Linked DNA regions of Homo sapiens: region 1 is linked to region 2. The links are chromatin loops, found by intact Hi-C in ENCODE. Cell type or tissue: A673. All regions are shown on one strand. Each heading gives the region's core, and the rest is flanking DNA. Links, peaks and the distances in the headings are about the cores only.

What was found. Hi-C counts contacts between places; a loop is a spot of excess contacts. Peaks named below come from ENCODE experiments on the same cell type or tissue, not always from the same donor. Only the 100,000 strongest peaks of a DNase experiment are listed, where the experiment ranks them.
Region 1: it touches region 2 in a loop (8-fold over the local background); 2 of 110 quality-filtered maps call a loop at or near these places.

The regions. Positions count from the first base shown.
Region 1 is chr12:81,292,135-81,297,523 of GRCh38, forward strand. It overlaps PPFIA2 (PPFI scaffold protein A2), which reads right to left. Exons shown (of 33, transcript NM_003625.5): 24 at 2,701-2,901. It overlaps PPFIA2-AS1 (PPFIA2 antisense RNA 1), which reads left to right. Exons shown (of 6, transcript NR_120491.1): 3 at 260-390; 4 at 4,500-4,635. Among named protein-coding and RNA genes, the nearest start is that of PPFIA2-AS1, 16 kb to the left of the region's middle. In A673, for the core only: no CTCF peak of the experiment used is centred there; DNase peaks (open chromatin) are centred at 2,517 and 4,937; H3K4me3 peaks cover 622 bases; H3K27ac peaks cover 4,518 bases.
Region 2 is chr12:81,363,215-81,368,603 of GRCh38, forward strand. It overlaps PPFIA2 (PPFI scaffold protein A2), which reads right to left. Exons shown (of 33, transcript NM_003625.5): 14 at 3,894-3,956. Among named protein-coding and RNA genes, the nearest start is that of PPFIA2-AS2, 51 kb to the right of the region's middle. In A673, for the core only: no CTCF peak of the experiment used is centred there; no DNase peak of the experiment used is centred there.

The DNA.
Region 1 (5,389 bases), core at 108-5,107, 71 kb before region 2:
AAGTTGGGACTTCAAATTTATTTTTGCAAGATTCATAATGTTTAATAATTTTGTTTGCATTTGCTCTTGGGAGGAAAATGTGGATATAAACTATTTATGATGCTTCTCTCTCAGCTGGAAATTACTCAGCAAACTCTTCATCAGACTTAAATTAAATTTACAATAACTATTTTAATGGTCTTCTCAGTTTCTTATTTTAAATATACAGGTGGCTCTTGAACAACACAGGTTTGAACTGCATCATTCCACTTATACACAGACTTTCTTCTGCCACTGCCACTCCTGAGACAACATGACCAATCTCTCCCCTTCCTCCTCCTCAGCGTACTTTCAACATAAAGACGACGAGGATAAAGGCATTTATGATGAACTACTTCCACATAATGAATAGTAAATATAATTTCTCTTCCCTATGATTTTCTTAATAATATTTTCTTTTCTCTAGCTTACTTTATTGTACGAATGGAGCATATATGTGTACATATAAAACACATAATACATGCTTATCAACTATTTGTGTTATCAGTAAGGCTTCCAGTCAACAGTAGGCTCTTAGTAGTTAAGTCTTGGGAGAGCCAAAAATTCTAGCTGATTTTTTGACTGTGTGTGGGGGGTCAGCACCCTTAACTCCTATCTTATTCAAGGGGCTATTGTATTCTAAATTGTCTTTTAGCTTGAGTCATAATCCAGGTATAGTGAAAAACATTTGTGTCTATTTAAAAATAATATAGGTAAGAATTTTAAAAATTATATATTTTTCCTACATGTCATTTAGGAAGAACTTAAAATGGAGTTATGTAAGAATTATATAAGCCTTTTAAATTTGACCTTTTATTTCTGGCATTAGAATCTAGTATACTGGGAAGGAAAATGTGTAAATAGAAATGAAACAAACTATTCACAACTGTTTAAGATCATGTATAAAAAAGTTATACTTGTTACTTTTCTGCCTGAAAACTGCAATAAAGTAATAAGACTTTTTAATATTTTACCTATTGCTAAAATTTATCTCATTCTCCCATATTTTATTATGCTATATAAGATATGAGATTTGGGAAATCTAGTAATTATCAGAAATAATATACTTTATAAACAAAATATATAATTTAGGAATGGAATAAACAAATAATTAAATACTATTTGGGAGTTTTTGGGAATTTGTCGTCATGCATGCCTTTTTTGTCACATTTTGTTCTTTTCTAGGATTAGGATAGGTAAAAAATTATGAGATGACTAGGAATTTATAACTGAAAAACAAACAGACTTTGAAAGAAAAAGATATTCCAGATATTCCATTTGGTATCTGTAAAACGTCAAACTCACATAATTTCATAATTACAGAAACTTCTTAAGAAATAGTGAGTTACAAAAGAACACATACAAGTGTCCAACAAACATATAAAAAAGCTCAATATCACTAATCATCAGATATATGCAATTAAAACCAAGTGAGATACCATCCCACCTCAGTCAGAATGGCTATTACTAAAAAGTTAAGAAAAAAAAAAGATGTCGGCAAGGGCACAGAGAAAAGGGAACACTTATACACTGTTGGTGGGAATGTAAATTAATACAACCTCTATGGAAGACAGTATGGAGATTTCTCAAAGAACTAAAAATAGAATGAGCATTCAACTAAGTAATCTCGCTACTTAGTACCTACCCAAAGGAAAAGCAATTGTTATATCAAAATAATTCCTGCACTCATGTCTTTATCACAACATTAATCATAATAGCAAAATCATGGAATGAATCTAAGTGTCCATCAGTGGATGATTGGATAAATAAAATGTATATACACACCATGGAATACTATGCAGTCATAAAAAAGAATAAACTAATGTCTTTTGTAGCAACATAAATGGAACTGGAGACCATTATCCCAAGTGAAATAACTTGGAAACAAAAAAAAATCAAATACAACATGTCCTCACTTGTAAGTGAGAGCTAAACAATGGGTACATGTGGACAGGTAGAAGGAAATAACAGACATTGGAGACTCCAAAAGGGAAGAGGTTGGTAGGGATGAGGTTTGAAAAATTACCCATTGGGTACAACGTTCACTATTTGGGTGATGGGCACACTGGAAGCCCCAAAATCTCCATTACATAATATACCCATGTAACGAACTTTCACATGTACCCCCTGAATCTATAAAAATAAAAAATATTAAAACTAAAAAATGTAGTCACTTAAGCCTTGCATCTTTAGTAATCACTAATGCTTATATCTTATCTTCTGAGAAATTACCTGAGGGAAAGAGAAAGGAAGGAAGGAAGAAGGGAAGGAAGGAAGGAAGGTAGGTAGGAAGGAAGGAAGGAAGGAAGGAAGGAAGGAAGGAAGGAAGGAAGGAAAGAAGGAAGGAAGGGAGGGAGGAAGGGAGGGAGGAACAAAGGAACGAAGGAAGGAAGGAATTGAAAAAAGAGTAAGCTCAGGGTCTTGTCGCTTGGGAGAAAAATCTAAACTTCAGATGCTAGCTCAAAAGTCTGCTATGCTAGCTTTCACGTCTGATATGAATCATAGTTCCTCATTTGAAAACCTATTAAAAGTAGCAGCAAGGTTAATAAAGAGCAAGCTTAATCTCTTGAGAATAATTCAAGCTGACATTGAAATGTGTGCTGTCACAATTTTGCTCTGTAGACTTAGACACACGGCTATTTGCCTAGCACTGAGGAAGGGGAGGAGCAGAAACTGACTCACAGTTCGAGATGTTGGAGGAGCTGAAGGACTTGTTAGGGAAACCATCTCCTGGATTGCTAATCGAAGTTTTAAGCGATGCAGTGGATTGCTGATTCCAATTTCTCTCTGGATCTCAGTGTCAGATAAAGCAGACATGATGGCACCACTCTTCACGTTGGCTCGGCAGGCTGCCACGTACCACGCAGGCATTCCCAACCAAAGCTGTTAGATAGGAAAAAATACACTAACAAATTATAATAATAGTTATCATTTTAGTGTCTCATATGCTAGGAATTATTTTATGTATCTTACATACATGACCTCACCCCACGAGATAAAATGTTATCATTATTTTCCCTAGAGGACATAGATGCACAAAGAAATTAAATGATGTATTTAAAAACACCAGGGAGGCAGGGATAGAAACAAGATTTGAAATTGAGACATGCTAGCTCCAGAGACTCTATTTTAACTAATTCATATTACTAGTGGTAAAAGTAATGGCTGCATGGCACCAAGTTCCCCTTTGTATGTAGGGACCAGAACGGCTACAAGCCACATTTGATAAGGGACTCAATTAATGTTTGCTTAATGAGTGGCTTCAATTTATAATGCTTCTTTGGAATTCTGAGTGAAGAGAAATTCTGTCACAGAACGAGACAGCTGTGCCACATCCAGCCATGTGATTTCGATCAAAGCATGCAGTGTAGCTAAGCCACATTTCCACCTACCTTCCTACACCATGTGAAAGATGTGTGAACTTAATTAGATGCTATATATGAAAATGCCTTTTAGAGAGTGAAATGATGTGCTAAGAAAGAAGTTAAAACTCAAATCATTGAAAAACTAAAGAAAGCAACAAAATTAATAATGCATCAGAAATTAGAGATTTTAAGACTGGGCACAGTGGCTCATGCCTGTAATCTCAGCACTTTGGGAGGCCGAGGTGGAAGGATCACATGAGGTCAGGAGTTCGAGACCAGCCTGGCCAACTTGGTGAAACATCATAATACTAAAAATACAAAAATTAGCTGAGCATGATGGCGAGTGCCTATAACTCCAGCTACTCGGGAGGCTGAGGCAGGAGAATCACTTGAAACTGAGCAGCAGAGGTTGCAGTGAGCTGAGATCAGGCCTTTAGACTCCAGGCTGGGGACAGAATGAGACTCTGCCTCAAAACGAAACAAAAGAAAACAACAACAAAAAATGAGGCCAGGCGCGGTGGCTCACGCCTGTAATCCTAGCACTTTGGGAGGCTGAGATGACTGGATTGCCTGAGCTTAGGAGTTCAAGACCAGCCTGGGCAACATGGTGAAACTCTGTCTCTACTAAAACTAAAACAAACAAACAAAAAAATCAGCCAGGCGTGGTGGCAGATGCCTGTAATTCCAGCTACGGGGGAGGCTGAGGCACGAGAATTGCTTAAACCCGGGAGGCAGAGGTTGCAGTGAGCTGAGACTGTGCCACTGCAATCCAGCCTAGGCAACAAAGTGAAACTCTGTCTCAAAAAAGAAAAGAAATTAGATATTTTGATTTTTCAACTTTGCTGTGAGACTCTTGAAAGACAATTAAACCAGCAGTGCTATTTACACAGCACAGGTCTCGTGCACATCTCAAGCACTGGGTGAATGCCAATCACGGGCATTATATTTCAGCACCTGAATAACATCACTTAAAACAGGAATATTCTCCCATTTTCCCTCCATCATTAGTTATGAGTAAGAAGTAGAAAACACAACAAAAAATTAGCAGCTTACATATTTGTTTTTGAATGTCCAAAAGATTGACTGATTTTTTTTTCTATTTGTTGAAATAAACAGATTGAACAAAGGAGAGAATTGTGAGAGTGAGAAAAAGTGAGACAAAGAAGAAAAACTATAAATCAGCAAAATACAGTGCCAAGAGCTCTGGACCACAAATCAGAAGACCTGAGCCCTAATTCCTTTCCAGTCATTGGTGAGTCATGTAACCCATCTAAACCTCAGCCATATTTTCCTCATTTGTAAAATGAAGGAATCAAGCTTGATTATTTCTCTCTACCTCCTGATATCCGTTCCCTTCTATAATCTCCTTCTTTTGGGGGTAGGATTGGCCCAGTGATTTATTTCTAATAAATAGCTGATGATAAAAGTGATGGGATGTCACTTTCCAGTTTAGGCAATAAAATGACTGTGGTTTCATTCCTGCTAGTCCCCTCCCGCTGTCTCTTTCCCTCTGAGCTCTCACTCTGGAGTAAGTCAGATCTCAGGAGCCCTGTGGAGAGTCCCATATGACAAGGAACTAATGTTTCTGGCCAACAGCCAGCAGGAAACTGAATCATGACCCTGACCATATGAATGAGCATGGAAGTGGATTCTCCCCAAGTCTAGCCTTGAGATGACTGCTGCCCTGGCTGATACCTTGATTGCAGCCCTGTGAGAGACTCTGAGCAGAGGCCATCACAAAGCTATTCCCAGACTCCTGACCCATAGAAGTCATGAGATCATAAATGCCAAATTTGGGGGTAATTTGTAAACAGCAATAGCTAACCAGTATAAACATCCTTTTAGTTGAAAAATTCTACAATATTAAAAGACTATTTGTCTCTTTTGAAAAAAAAAATGCCAACAACGAAACTCTTTGAGTCAGTGTGGACTGGGTTGTGATAGAGATAAGAGAAAAGAAGGGGAAGATCTAAGTACAATGTGTGACTGTACAGATTATGCTTTCT
Region 2 (5,389 bases), core at 168-5,167:
AGTAAACCCTCTGGCTTTTACTCTGCATGAGATAGGCAACAATTGGAGGATTTTTTTAAAAAATATTAATTAATTAATTAATTTATTTATTTATTTAAAGACAGGGCCTCACTCTGTCACTGAGGCTGGAGTGCACCTTAAAAAGTAAAGTTAATAACCAATTAGCTTGATATTGTCACCATTATTTGTACTTAATTATAATTTTCTCAAATTGGCATTTTCTGGTCTATAAATTTATGAAGATAGGGGTTGTCTTAGAGCTTTAATTAACTGCTCATGTAAGCATTCAATTTGGTTTTAATGATTATAACTGTTATATTGTTTTACAGGTCTAAATGTATCATTCTAGATTTTTCTATTACTGTTTTTCCCCTTCCCAGTGGCCAGTGCTTGATATTTTACTTTACTCAAACTTTTCTCACCACATTTTTTTTTGTTAATGTGGCCTTTGCAATGTTTCTCTTTTCTGTTCTTTTTATTCTCACTACGTCACTACCATCCTACTCTAAGCCCTTTTTATCTTTTTCCTGAATGATTTTTACCAGCTTCAGTCTCTTTCCTACACATTTCTCTGCTAGACATATAATTTCAAAACACATGTACAATAAACTAATGTGTTGCTTTAAAATGTTCAATAGTTTCTTATTGATTTGTAAATATCTTTGTTCATTATTTTCACAAAAGTGCGCTGAGTACCTCTTGTGTGTCAGGCACCTGAGATACAGTAGTGAGCTGACAAATGTCTTGCCCTCATGCAATTTAGAATTTAGTAGAAAAGATGAATAATAAACAAGTAGTAATATAGAAATATAGCATGTTGTTAGAAAGGAGAAAACAGGGGAGTCATGGAAGGGTTTTTCAATAAAGTGATACTTGGACAATGACCTAAATAAAGGAGAAATTAAAAAATGAGACTCTTAGGAAAAGGCATGGCAGATAAAAGCAACAACACGTGCATACGCCTCTTAGTGGAAATGGAGTAGAGGGTAAGGAGTCCAGTGTGGCTGGATTGCAGAGGTTAAATTGACAAATAGAGGATACTTTTTAAAAGTATGATTGCAGAACTCAGGAATGGTAGTCCTAAAAGAGGTTGTAAACCACTTCAAACTCTGGCTTTTACTCTGCATGAGATAGGCAACAATTGAAGGATTTTAAAAAATTATTTTATTTATGTATTTATTTATTTAAAGACAGGGTCTCACTTTGCCACTGAAACTGGAGTGCAGTTCTGTGATCACAGTTCATTGCAGTCTTGAACTCCAGGGCTCAAGTAATCCTCTTGCCTCTGCCTTCCAAGTAGTTAGGAGGACTACAGGTGTGCACCACTGCACCTGGCTAATTTGTTTTTAATTTTTATTTTTGTAAAGATGGGGTCTTGCTATGTTTCCTGGATTTTCTAGCAGAGAAGTGGCATGATCATTCTAATGGCTGTGAAATAGATTGTCAAGTTGAATTGGGAGTCAGAAAAGAGAGGAAATTTTGAGGCAAGAGAGTAATGGTTTGGACAAGAATGGTGTTAGGGTAAGAGTGGCTATATTTTGGCTATATCGTGAGAGTAGAAATAAGAGGATTTGATATTGGACTAGATGTGGGATATGAAACAAACATAGGGGTCAAGACTAAGTCCAAGTTTTTTAGCCTGAGTAACTGAAAGAAAGAAAGAAATTGTAATTATGATTGACTGAGAAGACTGCTGGTGTGTTAGGTTAGATGGTGGTGGTGTTTGATGTGTGGGAGTGGGGTGAGAATAGACTGGCATGTTACATTTGAGGTACCTAGGTGTCCAAATGGAGATATTGAGTTGGCAATAGAATATATAAACTCTCTCAGGGAAGAGGACCCAGTAGGTAATCTAAATTTGGATGTGCTCAATTTATAGATGGTGTTTAAATCCAGGAGATCAGATGAAGTCACTAGGGGTGAATCAGAGAGAAGAAAGGAAAGCTACCTAGAAACTTCAAATTGTAGAGATAAAGATGGAAAGGGAAACACTGAGAAAAGAGTTTGAGCCTACAGAGGGTTTTGCTGATAATGGACTGTGAGTACAGTTAGTTTAGTGGAAATTTGAGGAATTATAGAAGATGTGGTCAGATTAGTGAATGTGCCCATCTAAATGGGATGATAGTTCAGACATGAGATATGATCTGGGATTTACTCTCTCTGGAGACTGACATAAGCAAGGATGCAAAGCATGGCATGATTAGTACTCTTGGTTGCTTAGGCAGATTGTTGGAGTTACAAGGCTTTGGTAGGTGGTGGGGGAGTGGGTTCTGGGGATATTGCCAGGAGCACACAGAGCTTTGGATAACATAACATGCATAACAGCATCACGTCCAAAATTCACAATCTGCTCAAAAACTACTTCTTTAAATACATACCAGTCACAGTAAACTTCTGATGATTCATCAAATCAATCATCTTGATTTTCTTTGTGCCGTTGCAGAGGATTCATCCTCTACTTAGAATGCTCTACCTTTATGAAGATCATATATGTCTTTAAGAGGCTACTAAAAATGTAATCTCTGTGTTGTTTTTGTGAACTACCTCAGAAAGAATCAGATACTATATTCTAGGCCCCACATTACATTGTTCTAAAGACCTATCTTTCAGGAGATTGTGGACACCTTGACTGTAGAATTAGTTATTTTTAATTGCTTCATAATATGCAGCATCCAGTAGGGTTAAATGTATAATTGTTCTCTTTCCTCTATTCTTCATCTTTTCCAATACCTTCTATATCCCATACTATCCCTCCCTCCCTCCCTCCCTCCCTTCCTTCCTTCCTTCCTTCCTTCCTTCCTTCCTTCCTTCCTTCCTTCCCTCCCTCCCTCTTCCCTTTCCTTCCCTTCCCTTCCCTCCCTTCTTTCTTCCCCCTCTCCCTTCTTTCCTTCATTCTCTTTTTCCCTTCCTTCTCTCTCTCCATTTCTTCTATCTTTTCTCAACATACAGTTATAGATCACTTCTTAAGTTAGCAATCCTTTCTTCTTTAAAAAAATAAGATAAAATTGCTAACAATAACTTTAAAGGCTAATGAAGAAGGAAAATACTATTAGCAATTACCATTAAAATTTCACAATCTGCCCTTAGTTTCCTCTTCTACCACATACCCTACAACAGGAATAATTGATTCCAGCCAAATAGTTGTGCCTATTATTTAAAATGTCACACTCATTACCCATCCCCTCACCCCACCAAGCACCTGTGATCATGCCACATGCACTATGTTTGAAAGCCTGGGGTCAGAGTCCTACTTTCCCTTAAATCTTCAGTCAAGTCCCTCCTTCCTGAAGTCTTCTTCACAGCAGCAATATATCATGGTCTTTCCTACCTGTAGCTCTTACTGCCTACTTCACTAATTTGGCATTTGGCATCTGCTACCCTGCATCCTCATTGGTTTGTAAGGGCTGTGTTCTCTCTCCTCAGTTAGATTTTTTTAGCTCCTTTGGAACTAGGATTATGTTTGGACATATATAACTTAGCATAATTCTATTTATAATAGTATTTAATGTATTTCTGCTGAAAGAATATCTAAAACTGACATAAATTAGCGCATATATTTTAATTCTATTTATATAAGGCATAAAGCAAGGCAAAACCATTTTTTAATGTTATAAGTCAAGATAGTGATTATCCTTTAATGGAAGAGTATGAGTATAGACTAATTTGGGGGGAGTTTCTGAAGTGCTAATTTTTGGTGAATTTGGGTTACAAAGATTCATGAAGCTCTTCCTCTCTATGTACGCTTTTCTGCACATATTCTAAAAAGTTAAAATTGTTTTACAAAGATAGCATACTAAAATTATTTTTTCAAATTTATTTTACAACAAAACATTCATCAGTGGAATAGAAAATAAAAATAGAAAATGGGCCCAAAACATAAGTTTCCATTATACCTTATCATGTAAAGATTCTTCAAGATTCTTTCTGAAAGTTTCTGATTCTTGAATTAAAACATTCTAAAGAAAAGAAAATAGCAGAAATAATTAATAAATTAAACATAAAATACTTAAAAATATATTGATTAATATCTTATCACTCAAGAATCCTCTTAGATTCCTTCCTTAGTTCAGGTATTTCTTGGTTTCCATGGAAACCATGCTTTGATGAAATTTTCAAATGTGAGACCTTCACATTTAAAAAATACATAATTTAAATGGGAAATGCTATTTTGTAACACTTGAATGAACAAATGAAATAAATATTGCATTTTAAGCTACTTCTGTTTGCCTTTTCTCAGACCACATTTTAAATCAGAAACTATTGGTTATTCTTCAAGTAAGAAAAAGTGAGCAACAAGCTAAATCTTAGAGGTGTTATAAAAAATTCAGAAGAACTCACTTCTATTGTCTGAAGAAAGAAGAAATCATGAAATCATATTTTTTAAAATTTCACTTTCTGGACATCTACTGCAATGTGGAATTAACAATTTATAATGATACTTAAATTATTAGAGAAATAACAAACTCTAGCTATTCAGAAACCTAATATTACATGTCACAAAGTCAGTGGAAATAAGTTGGCATCATAGATACTTAAAATAAACCTTGCCAGAAAATTATTTTTGTTGTTAAAAATTATTTATTTTTCTACAAAACACACAAGTACTATAAGACATTATTTAAAATAATGTATTCTTTTTCAAAGTTATAGAATAAAATTAAACTAAGAGTGTAGTAATTGCATAGGGGCCATGTATTTGAAGTTGTATGAGAGGAAGTCATGTCTTATTACTTTCTAATGGGTAAATTAATCAAACTAACTTTTTGTCAAAACATTTTCCCTATTTTGGTTTATTTTATGTACTAATGGAAAATGTCTAGCTAAAATAGTGATTGGCATTCAATCTAGATTTCTAAAATGATGTGATCATCCGGGTTTTATACCCTACCTTAATTTATGCTCTGGAATTGGTAACCAGCTCTCATAACTCTTGCTGGTCTGGTAGCTGCCAACTATCAATGAGACATATATAACTGTAAATCACATTGCAGACTGTACAGAAGCACTATTTCTGAAATAATGCAGCTGAAAATACTGGGTTCCTAAACCCTCTACTGGGATTGATACTAGTTCTTTTGATGATATAAACTCACTTACATTTTGACTTTTAGACTGGTGTGTAGGTATCAGTCACTTGACACGTGAATATTTCAAATCACCTTCCCCCCAAAAAAGTATTGACTTGTGTCTCATCACTTTTCTATTTTGCATACCAGGCAAAGGATATATAAAATATTTTCATCATAAAAGCACAGCATATTTTAATACATTTGCCTCATATGAACATGTGAATATAAAAGATTTATATATCATGCAAATTTTTTATTCATCCCAAATTTGATCTTACACTTTTTTAAATAAAAAATATGCATTCCTTTCTAAGAATATA